Regions from separate parts of the Homo sapiens genome. Here region 1 is linked to region 2. The links are chromatin contacts, found by Hi-C or POLR2A ChIA-PET in ENCODE. All regions are on one chromosome and are shown on one strand. Each heading gives the region's core, a stretch centred on a gene start or an enhancer-like site at or near the end of the contact. The rest is flanking DNA. Distances are from core to core; before and after follow the strand shown. Region 1 holds the start of MYMX (myomixer, myoblast fusion factor). Region 2 overlaps CAPN11 (calpain 11).

Evidence for each region. A loop is a pair of places that touch in the nucleus more often than their neighbours do. ChIA-PET counts read pairs that join two places held with the same protein, here RNA polymerase II (POLR2A). Pooled maps may share reads with other maps.
Region 1: a loop to region 2 is called in a map of heart left ventricle, with 4 times the contacts of the local background. The contact joins the promoter of MYMX here to the enhancer-like site in region 2. A Hi-C loop is called at or near these places in 39 of 168 maps with a recorded cell type or tissue (B cell, CD8-positive, alpha-beta T cell, Caco-2 and 29 more), 32 of 37 single-sample maps with no recorded cell type and 31 of 50 pooled maps. POLR2A ChIA-PET finds 5 or more read pairs at or near these places in 19 of 52 experiments (GM10248, GM12878, H1 and 14 more).

The regions. Positions count from the first base shown.
Region 1 is chr6:44,214,641-44,220,653 of GRCh38, forward strand. MYMX (myomixer, myoblast fusion factor) reads left to right here and starts at 2,286. Exons shown (of 2, transcript NM_001315494.2): 1 at 2,286-2,328; 2 at 2,810-3,594. The coding sequence starts at 2,832. The coding sequence ends at 3,086. It also overlaps a transcript of SLC29A1 not described here. RefSeq lists enhancers at 1,772-2,657, 2,658-3,543 and silencers at 4,532-4,826, 4,714-4,943, 5,174-5,273.
Region 2 is chr6:44,176,206-44,182,688 of GRCh38, forward strand. It overlaps CAPN11 (calpain 11), which reads left to right. Exons shown (of 23, transcript NM_007058.4): 9 at 48-133; 10 at 376-450; 11 at 633-793; 12 at 1,037-1,215; 13 at 3,414-3,425; 14 at 3,747-3,958; 15 at 4,255-4,294; 16 at 4,392-4,457; 17 at 4,543-4,600; 18 at 4,728-4,792; 19 at 5,047-5,115. Among named protein-coding and RNA genes, the nearest start is that of CAPN11, 21 kb to the left of the region's middle. RefSeq lists an enhancer at 448-1,150. Within about 2 kb of position 1,971, at least 9 of the 41 ENCODE cell types and tissues checked have a DNase peak (open chromatin) inside an H3K27ac peak, as active enhancers do; they include Panc1, ascending aorta, endothelial cell of umbilical vein and 2 more, where a contact is called at or near this core.

The DNA of each region.
Region 1 (6,013 bases), core at 1,036-3,535, 39 kb after region 2:
CGGCTCACGGCCACCTCTGTCTCCCGGGTTCAAGCAATTCTTCTGCCTCAGTCTCCTGAGTAGCTGGGACTATAGGCGCATGCCAGCACCCCTGGTTAATTTTTGTATTTTTAGTAGAGATGGGGTTTCACCGTGTTGGCCAGGCTGGTCTTGAACTCCTGACCTCAAATGATCCACTCACCTTAGCCTCCCAAAATGCTGGGATTACAGGTATGAGCCACCATGTCTGGCTAGTGGTGAGAACTGAGCGAGATCCTGAACTCAGAAGCTTGGCATATGTGTGTACCCAATGCACCTGTCACCCACAACCCTACAATAGCACATGGTCATCATACCTTCTCCGGAAGCAACTGGAAGGAGAGGAAGACTCTGCCTGTGAGTCTATACTCTCTAGCTCCTCTCTTCTGCTTCCTTTAGGTAGAAGTGGGACAGGCCTTTTTGACCTGGTAAGTTTTCTTTCTTTAGGGTCTTACATGCTGATGGAGATGATGATGCTAGTGGCGGCTGGTGGGGATGATGACAAATGCTCATATTCCCAAGGCCTTGAGGTTTACAAAACACTTCATGGACAGTATCTCATCTGATCCAGCAAGGCAGGAATTATACTTATTTTATGAAGTAGAAGAATGAAGTATTTATAAAACCAAATAGGTTGAGTGCAGTGGCTCACGCCTGTAATCCCAACACTTTGGGAGGCAAAGGTGGGAGGATCTCTTGAGCCCAGGAGTTAGAGACCAGCTTGGGCAACACAGTGAGACCCCTGTCTCTACAAAATAAATTTTAAAAAGTAACCGGGTGTGGTGGCGCCTGCCTGTGGTCCCAGCAACTCGGGAGACTAAGGTGGATCACTTGATCCTGTGAGGTTGAGGCTGCAGTGAGACATGATCATGCCATGGCACTCCAGCCTGGGTGACAGAGTGAGACCTTGCCTCAAAAAAATAATATAAATAAAATAAATAAAAATAAAAAACAGGCTGGGCGTTGTGGCTCACGCCTGTAATCCCAACACTTTGGGAGGCCAAGACGGGTGGAGCACCTGAGGTCAGGAGTTCGAGACCAGCCTGGCCAACATGGTGAAACCCCACCTCTACTAAAAATACAAAAATTAGCCGGGCATCGTGGCGGGTGCCTGTAATCCCAGCTATTCAGGAGGCTGAGGCAGGAGAATCGCTTGAACCTGGGAGGCAGAGGTTGCAGTGAGCCAAGATCATGCCACTGCACTCCAGCCTGGGTGACAGAGTGAGACTCCGTCTCAAATAATAATAATAATAAATAAATAAAAATTAAAAACAACATAAAACCCAGGCTATAAACCCAAAGAGATATACCCAGCTATCTCATAGAATTTCATTTAATCTGAGGGAGGAAAGCAGGTGGAGGAGAGGGTCTTGAAGTAAGCATCCAAGGGGGAATGCCACCCAGCTGTGTCCAGCTGTGCCCAGCTAGGAGATAGACTGTGCCTCTACTTTTCTTCCCCCAGGAGAGGGCCCACAGGGGCCTGCTTGGGTCCTAGTCTCCCTGTCCCAGCCACTGAGCATGCCTGGTGCTCAGGTGTGTGTGCAGTCTGCAGACTCACTGCTTCTGAGGTTTAGGCAAGTGGGTCTCATATATTGTCCTGTTCCAGTTACTCCTTCCAGTTACTCCCACTTACTGAGGCTACAGCGGAGAGGACTGGAGCCCAGAAGAGTCAACGTTCTTAAGGAAACACAATTAGAAAGTGCAGTCTGGGCTGGGCACGGTGGCTCAGGCCTATAATCTCAGCACTTTGAGAGGTCGAGGCGGGTGGATCACTTGAGCTCAGGAGTTTGAGACCAGCCTGACCAACATGGTGAAACCCTGTCTCTACTACAAATACAAAAAAATTAGCCTGGCATGATGGCACACTCCTATAATCCCAGCTACTTGGGAGGCTGAGGTAGGAGAATCGCTTGAACCCAGGAGGCAGAGGTTGCAATGAGCCGAGATCCTGCCATTGCACTCTAGCCTGGGCAAAAAGAGCAAAACTCTGTCTCAAAAAAAAAAAAAAAAAAAAGAAGAAGAGAAAGAAAAGAGAAAGTGCAGTCTGGGTTCCAACTCGAGGGAAATCCTGCATATGTTCCCTTCCCTCTCCTCCCCCTAGACTGGGAAGTGGGGGCCAGCCCAGCTGCCCGCTCCCCTCAATATACCAGGTGCCAGAACACAGCTGTTTCTTCATTGTTCCCCAACCCAGGCGGACTGTAATTGGTGGGGCAGAGCAGGGCGGGGCTACCCCTGTGCTGAATCCAGTGGGGCTATCTCCACTCCAGGCAAATCCAGCCAGAGACTGATTCTGAGCAGCAGTTCTGCCCGGTGAGAGCTGCCGTGGATTGGTGGGGGTAGGGGACTGAGAGGTCAGGGAGTGTCAGGTCAGGGTGGATCAGGAGCCCCAAAAGAAAAATTGAGAATTGCCTGGAGAAGAACTCCTGCTAGACTGAGGGAGAAGGGTTAGGGAACTCCAGGGGCATTGAGGCTGTGCAAGAGGAGGGGGTGACTAGAGGAAGGGAGGGGCCAGGGAGCAGTAGGAATGCCTGGAGCTGGGAACGGCAAGCTGTAGGTCTTGGTTTACTCTTGCCTTGGTTCAGTCTCCCCATCTGTGCTATGGTGAGAACCTTCCTGCCTCAGCTGCCTTGCCAAGAGAAAGGGCTTCATGAAAGCAAAAATGACCTACAAATTGAGGTCAGGAGCAGGAAGGTGTAAACTGAAGGGAGGGGGAACTCCTGCCCACCCCATGTCCTTGCCAGGTGAGGCAGAACCAGGACATGCAAGCCTAAAGTCTGTGTTGTCTTCCCAGGCACTGACTCACTGGCCCTGCCATGCCCACGCCACTGCTCCCGCTGCTGCTTCGATTGCTGCTGTCCTGCCTGCTGCTGCCTGCTGCCCGCCTGGCCCGCCAATACCTCCTGCCCCTGCTGCGCCGATTGGCCCGCCGCCTGGGCTCCCAGGACATGCGAGAGGCTTTGCTGGGCTGTCTGCTGTTCATTCTCAGCCAGCGACACTCGCCAGACGCTGGGGAGGCCTCAAGAGTGGACCGCCTGGAGAGGAGGGAGAGGTTAGGCCCCCAAAAGTGAGGCCACAAGTCCTGGCAGCAGCTGTATCCACAAAATGCTTTCTTTTGGAGTAGGATAATCCTGGCACCAGCACTGACCGAAGCCTGCCCAGTGGACAGAAGATATAGTGAGGGTTGTGCATGAGAGGGATCTGCCACAGACATGCCTCTCCACTCCCAACAGAAATGTCTTTCTGGAAGAATGCCTTGCATCTAGCACAAAACTGATTATTGCCCCTCTGTCCTCCAGCAGTTCCTCCCAAAGACCACTCCTAATCACCTCTGGCCTCAGGCGGGAGGGGAACTAACACCCACCCACCCCTGCCCTCCCTGCAAATGGGAACATCAAGGTTCCCAGTGCTTAACTGAGGGACAAGTGACAATTTAGCAGAGAGGCAAGATTTGAATCCAGACTGTCTTCCAGACTCAGGACCTACCTTAAAATAATATCTGAGTTGCTTATGGAGGCAGACCTGCCTGCAAAGCCCAGCACTCAGCAAGTGCTCAATAAATATTTGATTTGAATTCTTTCCATGGCTTTGAAAGTCTAATCACCCAGACTGCTGCTCTGCAAAACAGTTTAACCTGGCCTGGCAGTTGGTGGGGGTGGGGGAGAGGAGAGATGGACAATTGTACAAGGGTTTATTTTGCTACCTATTCCATCGTGGTTTCAGTCCTCACAGCCTGGAAGTTGTTTCCCCCTGCTAAGTTTCGGTCAGTATGTCACACTGTGACCCAGAAATGGCTTGAGTCCATCTAGGAGGAAGTTTGCCTGGCTAGCTCACAGTAGGGAGGAAAATATCCTCCAGCGAGTTTGAGGACTTCTCAGCTAGTGGTGGTGGGAAGAGGGGTGATACGTTTGCTAAGAGACTGGGTGGGAGGCCACCCAGGGAGGCAGTGCAGAAATGCATCCCCTTGAGGGTCATCCCACCCTAGAAGAGACTAGGGTTGGGTGAGTTGCCTTAAGAACTGACTTCATCATTTCCTCCTCCCTAGTGGGAGGCCCCTCAGGGGTCAAATAAGAGCCTCAGAAGAGTCAACATGCTTAAGGAAACACAGTTAGAAAGTGCAGTCTGGGCAGGGCGCGGTGGCTCACGCCTGTAATCTCAGCACTTTGGGAGGCAGAGGCAGGAGGATCACCTGAGGTCGGGAGACCAGCCTGACCAACATGGAGAAACCCCGTCTCTACTAAAAATACAAAATTAGCCGGGCGTGGTGGCGTATGCCTGTAATCCCAGCTCCTACGGAGGCTGAGGCAGGAGAATCGCTTGAATCCGGGAGGCGGAGGTTGCAGTGAGCCGAGATCGCGCCATTGCTCTCCAGCCTGGACAACAAGAGCGAAACTCCGTCTTAAAAAAAAAAAAAAAAAGAGTTAGACACATTTGCATCCCAGCCTCCGGATAATTTGCTTATTGTTCCCAGGCAATAATCCTCTCTCTCTGGGTGACTCTTGGGCTCTATCTAGGTTCAGACGAGGACAGTGAGGAGTACAGGATCCAATTGGGATTCCAGTCCCCTCCCCACACCCGTCAGAAGGCTTGGTTGGGAAAGAAGTGAGCCCCAAGCTATCCGCCCCACCCCCAGCCCTGCGGGGCTTTCTGCCTGCCACACGCCGTCCCTGCTCACTACCCCATCGGTTTCCTTCGGGAGTCTTCAAAGCCAGTGCACGTGCTCCCAGGTCTCAGGGAGGCGACCCAGGGGGAGGGGCAGAGAGAAGGGGGTCCGAGCCCTTGGGCCCCTAACCCCGTCCCTTTCCGGAGCCTCGGGTGCCCAAAGGCGCCGGCCGCCAGTCCCAGGCCCGAAGGGCCCCTCCCACTGAGTCGGCTCTGGTCTCCCCGCCCCTGAGCCGCGAGGACTGGACGCAGCTGGCTGCGGAGCTCTGGGCGGGCGCTGGGGTCGCCTGTTGCAGCCTCTCTTCCGCCCGGCGGCCCACACCGGTCAGGCCCGGCGCGGGCTGCGCTCTCCAGCTGTGGCTATGGCCCCAGCCCCGAGATGAGGAGGGAGAGAACTAGGGGCCCGCAGGCCTGGGAATTTCCGTCCCCCACCAAGTCCGGATGCTCACTCCAAAGTCTCAGCAGGTGCGCGGGGCGGGGCCGGGGGGCCTGGCGGGGCGGGGTGGGGTGGGGGCGAGGTCTGCGCCGTTCTCACGCTGCCGGGCGGGACAGGGGGCCAGTAGGGGGACCCGCTGGGCTACAGTGTCTCAGGGGAGTCAGAATCTTTGGTTTCTGGATGCGGGGCCACTTTTCTGGGCCTTCGAAGGCCATTATTAGATGACTGCCTCCCCAAACTCCCCAGCCACTTACAGATGTCCCAGGAACATAGGGTAGGGGGAAGAGGTCTGGAAAATTAGCCTAGAAGACCAGCCCAGACCTAACTGAACAAAGAATTTAGTCTTCTCGAACCCCGAGCCAGTACCCACACTGTGAACACACCTGTCTTTACTTAAAAAATCTTGATGTTTTATTCATCATGGAGTCTTTAAAAAAAAACAAAAACCGAGTCTCGCTCTGTTGTTCAGGCTGGAGGGCAGTGGTGCGATCACAGCCTACTGCAGCCTCGACCTCATGGACTCAAGCCATCCTCCCACCTCAGCCTCCCAAAATGCCAGGACCACAGGCATGCGTCAACATGCTCAGCTAATTTTTTTTTTTTTTTTTTTTTAAGAGACAGAGTCTCCCTGTGTTGACCAGGCTGGTCTTGAACTCCTAAGCTCAAGTGATTCTTCTACCTTGGCCTCCCAAAGTGCTGGGATGACAGATGTGAGCCACTGCACTTGGCATCATGGAGTCTTGATTTGTAGACATTGCATTAAAACTTATTTTGGTAAGGGCTGGGTGTGGTGGCTCACGCCTGTCATCCCAGTGCTTTGGGAGGCCAAGGCGGGCGGATCACAAGGTCAGGAGTTCGAGACCAGCCTGACCAACGTGGTGAAACCCCGTCTCTACTAAA
Region 2 (6,483 bases), core at 721-3,220:
CTCCCTGACCCCATAACTCTGACCTTTAACCACCCCCGCCCACCCAGGTCCACTACAGAGGCAAAATGGAAACACTGATTCGGGTCCGGAATCCCTGGGGCCGGATTGAGTGGAATGGAGCTTGGAGTGACAGGTAGGTGTCCCCAACCCAGGTGAGGGGTGGTCGGAGGATACAGCAGGCGGTGCCAGGTGGACCGACTGGTGTCCCATCTAGGAGAACAACCTGTACAACAGGGCAAAGCTCCTCCCTCTAGATTCTCCATCTAGCTCCGCACCCCAGCAGGCAGACATTCAGGGAAGAGGCAGTCCCCTGGAGAGGAAGGAGGTGCCACATGACCTCCGCCCCTCTCCTTCCACCGCCCATCTCTGCTCCAGTGCCAGGGAGTGGGAAGAGGTGGCCTCAGACATCCAGATGCAGCTGCTGCACAAGACGGAGGACGGGGAGTTCTGGTCAGTGTGGCTTGGGGTGGGCTTCTTACCACCACCCTAGGCCCTGGTCCTTCATCTCCCTGCTCCGCTCCTCTCTGTGCCTTGGATGGGGAGGCTTGGGGTGGTTGTGGGGGGTGGTTCAGGGAGAGGGAACTGAGGATGCAAGTGTGCTGCTGACGGGCTCCACCCCCACCCCACCACAGGATGTCCTACCAAGATTTCCTGAACAACTTCACGCTCCTGGAGATCTGCAACCTCACGCCTGATACACTCTCTGGGGACTACAAGAGCTACTGGCACACCACCTTCTACGAGGGCAGCTGGCGCAGAGGCAGCTCCGCAGGGGGCTGCAGGAACCACCCTGGTGGGTGAGGGGTGAGAGGGGAGGGGGTGTGCAGGGAGTGAAGGATGGGCCACGGCTCACCACGAAACCAGACCTGGGGCACGAGTCACCGGAGTCAGGGTCCATGAGGTCAAGGGTTAGTCAGATTTCACAGCCCCTGTGGAGGAGACAGCTCCAGTGTGGCTGGGGAAGCTCGGTCCACCCTGGGAAGGGCGTGGCCAAGGGAAGCCCCCGTATAACCACGCTGACCCACTTCCGCCACAGGCACGTTCTGGACCAACCCCCAGTTTAAGATCTCTCTTCCTGAGGGGGATGACCCAGAGGATGACGCAGAGGGCAATGTTGTGGTCTGCACCTGCCTGGTGGCCCTAATGCAGAAGAACTGGCGGCATGCACGGCAGCAGGGAGCCCAGCTGCAGACCATTGGCTTTGTCCTCTACGCGGTGGGTGCCTGGCTGGTCTCGCCCGCCACTCACTCTCCCTCACCTGACCTCACTCCTTTCTTTCTTTCTTTCTTTTTTTTTTTTCGAGACAGAGTCTCACTCTGTTGCCCAGGCTGGAGTGCAGTGGCACAATCTCCATTCACTGCAACCTCAGCCTCCCCAGTTCAAGTGATTCTCGTGCCTCAGCCTTCCCAGTAGCTGGATTACAGACGTGCACCACCATGCCCAGCTAATTTTTGTATTTTTAGTAGAGACGGGGTTTCACCATGTTGGCTAGGCTGGTCTGGAACTCATGACCTCAGGTAATCTGCCTGTCTCGGCCTCCCAAAGTGTTGGAATTACAGGTGTGAGCCACCACACCCGGCTGCCTGGCCTCACTCCTTTCTCCCCAGGGCCACTTCCTGCCTGGGAGAGGGACAGGCTCCAACAGGCTTCACAGCCCTGATTTTTTTTTTAAGACAGGAGCTCAATCTGTTGCCCAGGTTGGAATGCAGTGGCGTGATTACGGCTCACAGCGGCCCTGACCTCCCAGGCTCAAGCAATCCTTCCACCTCAGCCTCCTGACTAGCTAGGACTACAGGCAATTGTCCTGCTAGTTTTTTAAAATTTTTCGTAAGATAGGGTCTCACTATGTTGCCCAGGCTGAGCCCTGACTCTTGAATGGTGCTTTGTGCCTTTCAAGCCAGAGCCGGCAGTTTTCTCTTCACAGATTTCATCCTTTGTGCCAGGCATTGTTCCAAAGGTCTTAGGAATACTAACTACTAATGCCTTTAAGGAAGCGGAAGGAGCCTGCGGGCCAGAGACATGAAGTCACTTGCCCAAGCTCACACATCCAAGGGTCAGAGGCCAAGCCTGTGTCCTGATTCCCAGGCGCTCTGAGACTTCTCCACACGCCCCGCCCGACAATCCATCCCCCTTGTCTGCCCCACCAGCAGTACTCACTCCAGGAGCCAAGAGAAAGCCCTGATAAGCATTTCCCAAGCCAAACCATGCTTTGCAAAATTCTCCACATTCTCCAAAAGAATGTTGTTCATTCACTTGCATTCCCTTATATAAGCAAGTATTTATGGAGCATCTACTGTGTGCCAGGCCCCTGTCCAGTCTCCAGGGGTTCAATAGTGAGCAAAACAGACACAAGCCTTGCCCTACTCTTAGGGCCATTAGTCCACCAGGCTAACAGACTGGTGCCTCAGGATAACATTTTTGCTGGGGGAGGTGGCTCATGCCTATTATCCCAGCACTTTGAGAGGCCGAGGTGGGAGGATCACTTGGAGGATGCCCAAAGAATTTAACACCAGCCTGGGCAACACAGCAAGACCCTGTCTCGATTAAAAAAAAAAAAAAAAAAAAAAATTAGCCGGGCATGGTGGCACACACCTGTGGTCCCAGCTACTCGAGAAGCTGAGGTGAGAGGATCACTTGAGCTCAGGAGGTCGAAGCTGCGGCAAGCCATGATCGCACCACTGCTCTTCAGCCTGGGCGCAGAGTGAGACCCTGTCTCAAAGACATCTTCAAGGTTAAAAAAGCTCAGGAAAGACTACTGCAGCCTGAGCTCTCCGGTGCACACAAGCACACTGAGGTGCTGATAAGCCACCTCTGCAATAGAGCAACCTGTTTAACTTGGTTTAACTCACATTTTTACAAACTTATTTGTCCTCGATCCTCAATTTTAGTAATCTTCTATTCACTTCCTGCAGGATATGAGTGTTCCACGGAAAAGCAAAACACTGTCCTAGATTTTTATCCTAACTCTTTCACTTTTCAGCCATCTGAGGTTGGACAAATCACCTCACATCTTTGGGATTCTGTTTCCTTCCCTTAACCTGGAATGATAAAAATCTACCTTGCATAAACTGTACTTTCCTATCCAAAGCTGAAGGAATTTTTTTTTTTTTTTTGAGACAGGGTCTCACTCTATTGCCCAGGCTGGAGGGCAGTGACATGATCGTGACTCACTGCAGCCTTGACCTCCAGCTCAAGCAATCCTCCCACCTCTGCAGCAGAGGGATTGTTAATGCCAGGACCTTTGAACTGTCAGAGCCCGTGCCCCACTCCACCACCAGTATCCCAGTGCCCTTAATACCCCTCCAACAACACACACACACAGACACACACTATACACATCCCACTTGGCTTCTGAAGGCCTGAGGCCCTTCACCACCCTAGAGATCTGACTCTCCTCTTTCTTCCCTTCCCAGGTCCCAAAAGAGGTACAGAAGATAAAGATGTGGGGCTTGTTCCTGGACACATACCCACTCCACCCCTGGCTGCAAGTGGATTGGCAAAGGGTGGAATTTGGCGAGAGGCTCTGGGGGTCACTGGGTTAGGATTCCAGCCCTCTTCAGGGCTGGTAGGGGTCGGGAAAGGAAGAGACCCTGTTGGAGTTGCGGGCCACTTAGATGGTGTCCAGGCCAGGTCAGTTGGTGGTGGCACCTACCTCCAACCCTGCCCGGCCAGGCTGTTCACCCTGGGGGACCCTCCCTCCCTAACCTCCCATGCCAGTCCTGTACCCACTTCCAGGATGCATATAGTTTCAGAACATTCAGGATGTCCACTTGAAGAAGGAATTCTTCACGAAGTATCAGGACCACGGCTTCTCAGAGATCTTCACCAACTCACGGGAGGTGAGCAGCCAACTCCGGCTGCCTCCGGGGGAATATATCATTATTCCCTCCACCTTTGAGCCACACAGAGATGCTGACTTCCTGCTTCGGGTCTTCACCGAGAAGCACAGCGAGTCATGGTAAGGGGCTGCAGCTCACTGCTCCAAGGCCCGCCACCCAAGAGCTGCAGGATATCAAGCTCAGGGAGCTGCTGTCGGGTCCTCCCTCACTTTGTCCCTATTTTACAGTCAGGGAAACTGAGGCATGAGAAGGTGAAGTCCCAGTTAGTGGCAGAACCAGAACTAGAACTAGAACCCATATTCCATGGAGCTGCCCTATATTGCTTCAAAGACATGACATGACCCCCAGAGCACCCCACTAAAACCCCCACCTCCCTCCCCCTGGTAACTCTTGAGCTTTCAATCATTTTGCCCAGGGAATTGGATGAAGTCAACTATGCTGAGCAACTCCAAGAGGTGAGGGGAGACTGTAGGGCTGGGGGTTGGAAGGAAGCTCCTGGGCCTGTGAAAGAAGTTTTCTGACCAGGTCCCTTTCCTGCTCCCCGGCCCCCAGGAAAAGGTCTCTGAGGATGACATGGACCAGGACTTCCTACATTTGTTTAAGATAGTGGCAGGAGAGGTGAGCAGGCCACGAGCGGAGGGCTGACAGGAGGGGGATGAGGGGCTGGAGGGGCCCGAGTGGGGTTCACAGTTCCCCTTCCTAGGGCAAGGAGATAGGGGTGTATGAGCTCCAGAGGCTGCTCAACAGGATGGCCATCAAATGTGAGTCTTCCACTCCTGCTGCACACGACCCCTCCCCCATATTTTGTGCCCCTCTTGATCACTCCCAGTGCCCCCACGATACCTCATTTACCCTGTCTCTCCTTTCTACCCCTTCCCTTCCTCACAGTCAAAAGCTTCAAGACCAAGGGCTTTGGCCTGGATGCTTGCCGCTGCATGATCAACCTCATGGATGTATCCTCCTGTCCAGTGCTCTCTTGGCCCTGTCCCCTGCCCACAAGCCTGGCCCAGAGATGGCCACCCTGGGCCAGCCACGTCCTCCTCCCTGATGGGGATTAGGCTCTGGGGTAGCAGAAGATGCCAGTTCTTCTGGCTGCTACAGTACCGGAACCCCAGGGCTTGTGTGTCCCCTCAGGAACCCCCGCTGCTTCCCTATCCCCTGGGATGCCTTCTTCACTCCTTCTCTGCTGTCCTTGACCACCTTCCAGAAAGATGGCTCTGGCAAGCTGGGGCTTCTAGAGTTCAAGATCCTGTGGAAAAAACTCAAGAAATGGATGGTAAAGGGCACTAAAGGGGCAGCCTCCAGGGGTGAGGAAAAGAGGGTCTTAGGAGAGATGGAACTAATGAGGGGAAGCTAGAACCCAAGCCCTAACCACACACACACACACACCCAACCACACCACACTCACACACACACACACACACTCACATACAGACACAACCACACCACACACACACACACACACTCACATACAGACACAACCACACCACACTCACACACACACACACTCACATACAGACACAACCACACCACACATACACACTCACATACAGACACAACCACACCACACTCACACACACACATACACACTCACATACAGACACAACCACACCACACTCACACACACATACTCACATACAGACACAACCACACCACACTCACACACACACACACTCACAGACACAACCACACCACACTCACACACACACATACACACTCACATACAGACACAACCACACCACACACACACATACACACTCACATACAGACACAACCACACCACACACACACACACTCACATACAGACACAACCACACCACACACACACATACACACTCACATACAGACACAACCACACCACACTCACACACACATACACACTCACATACAGACACAACCACACCACACTCACACACACACATACACACTCACATACAGACACAACCACACCACACTCACACACACACATACACACTCACATACAGACACAACCACACCACACACACACATACAGACACAACCACACCACACACACACACACATACACACTCACATACAGACACAACCACACCACACACACACACACATACACACTCACATACAGACACAACCACACCACACTCACACACACATACACACTCACATACAGACACAACCACACCACACTCACACACACACATACACACTCACATACAGACACAACCACACCACACACACACACACATACAGACACAACCACACCACACACACACACACACACACACACACTCACATACAGACACAACCACACCACACACACACATGAAAAGGGTCTGTTGGAGTGTGGCATATTACCCAGTCAAAATATTTTATAACAAGTATAGCTCAGGTATCATCTAGTCATGAAGGATGCACACAAAGAGCGCTGGGCAGGGCACCAGTGCCCCCGACAACCCATGCTTGGAATTAACCCTTAGGTCACCAGATGATAGGAATATCAGGAGTGGGCCAGGGTTGGAGGGGGGCATGGGGTCTTAGGCCACTGCTGTGAGCCAACTGTCCTAAAGTATTTCTTTTTCTTTTTTTTGAGACGGAATCTCACTCTGTTGCCCAGGCTGGAGTGCAGTGGTGCGATCTCTGCTTACTGTAACCTCCGCCTCCTGCC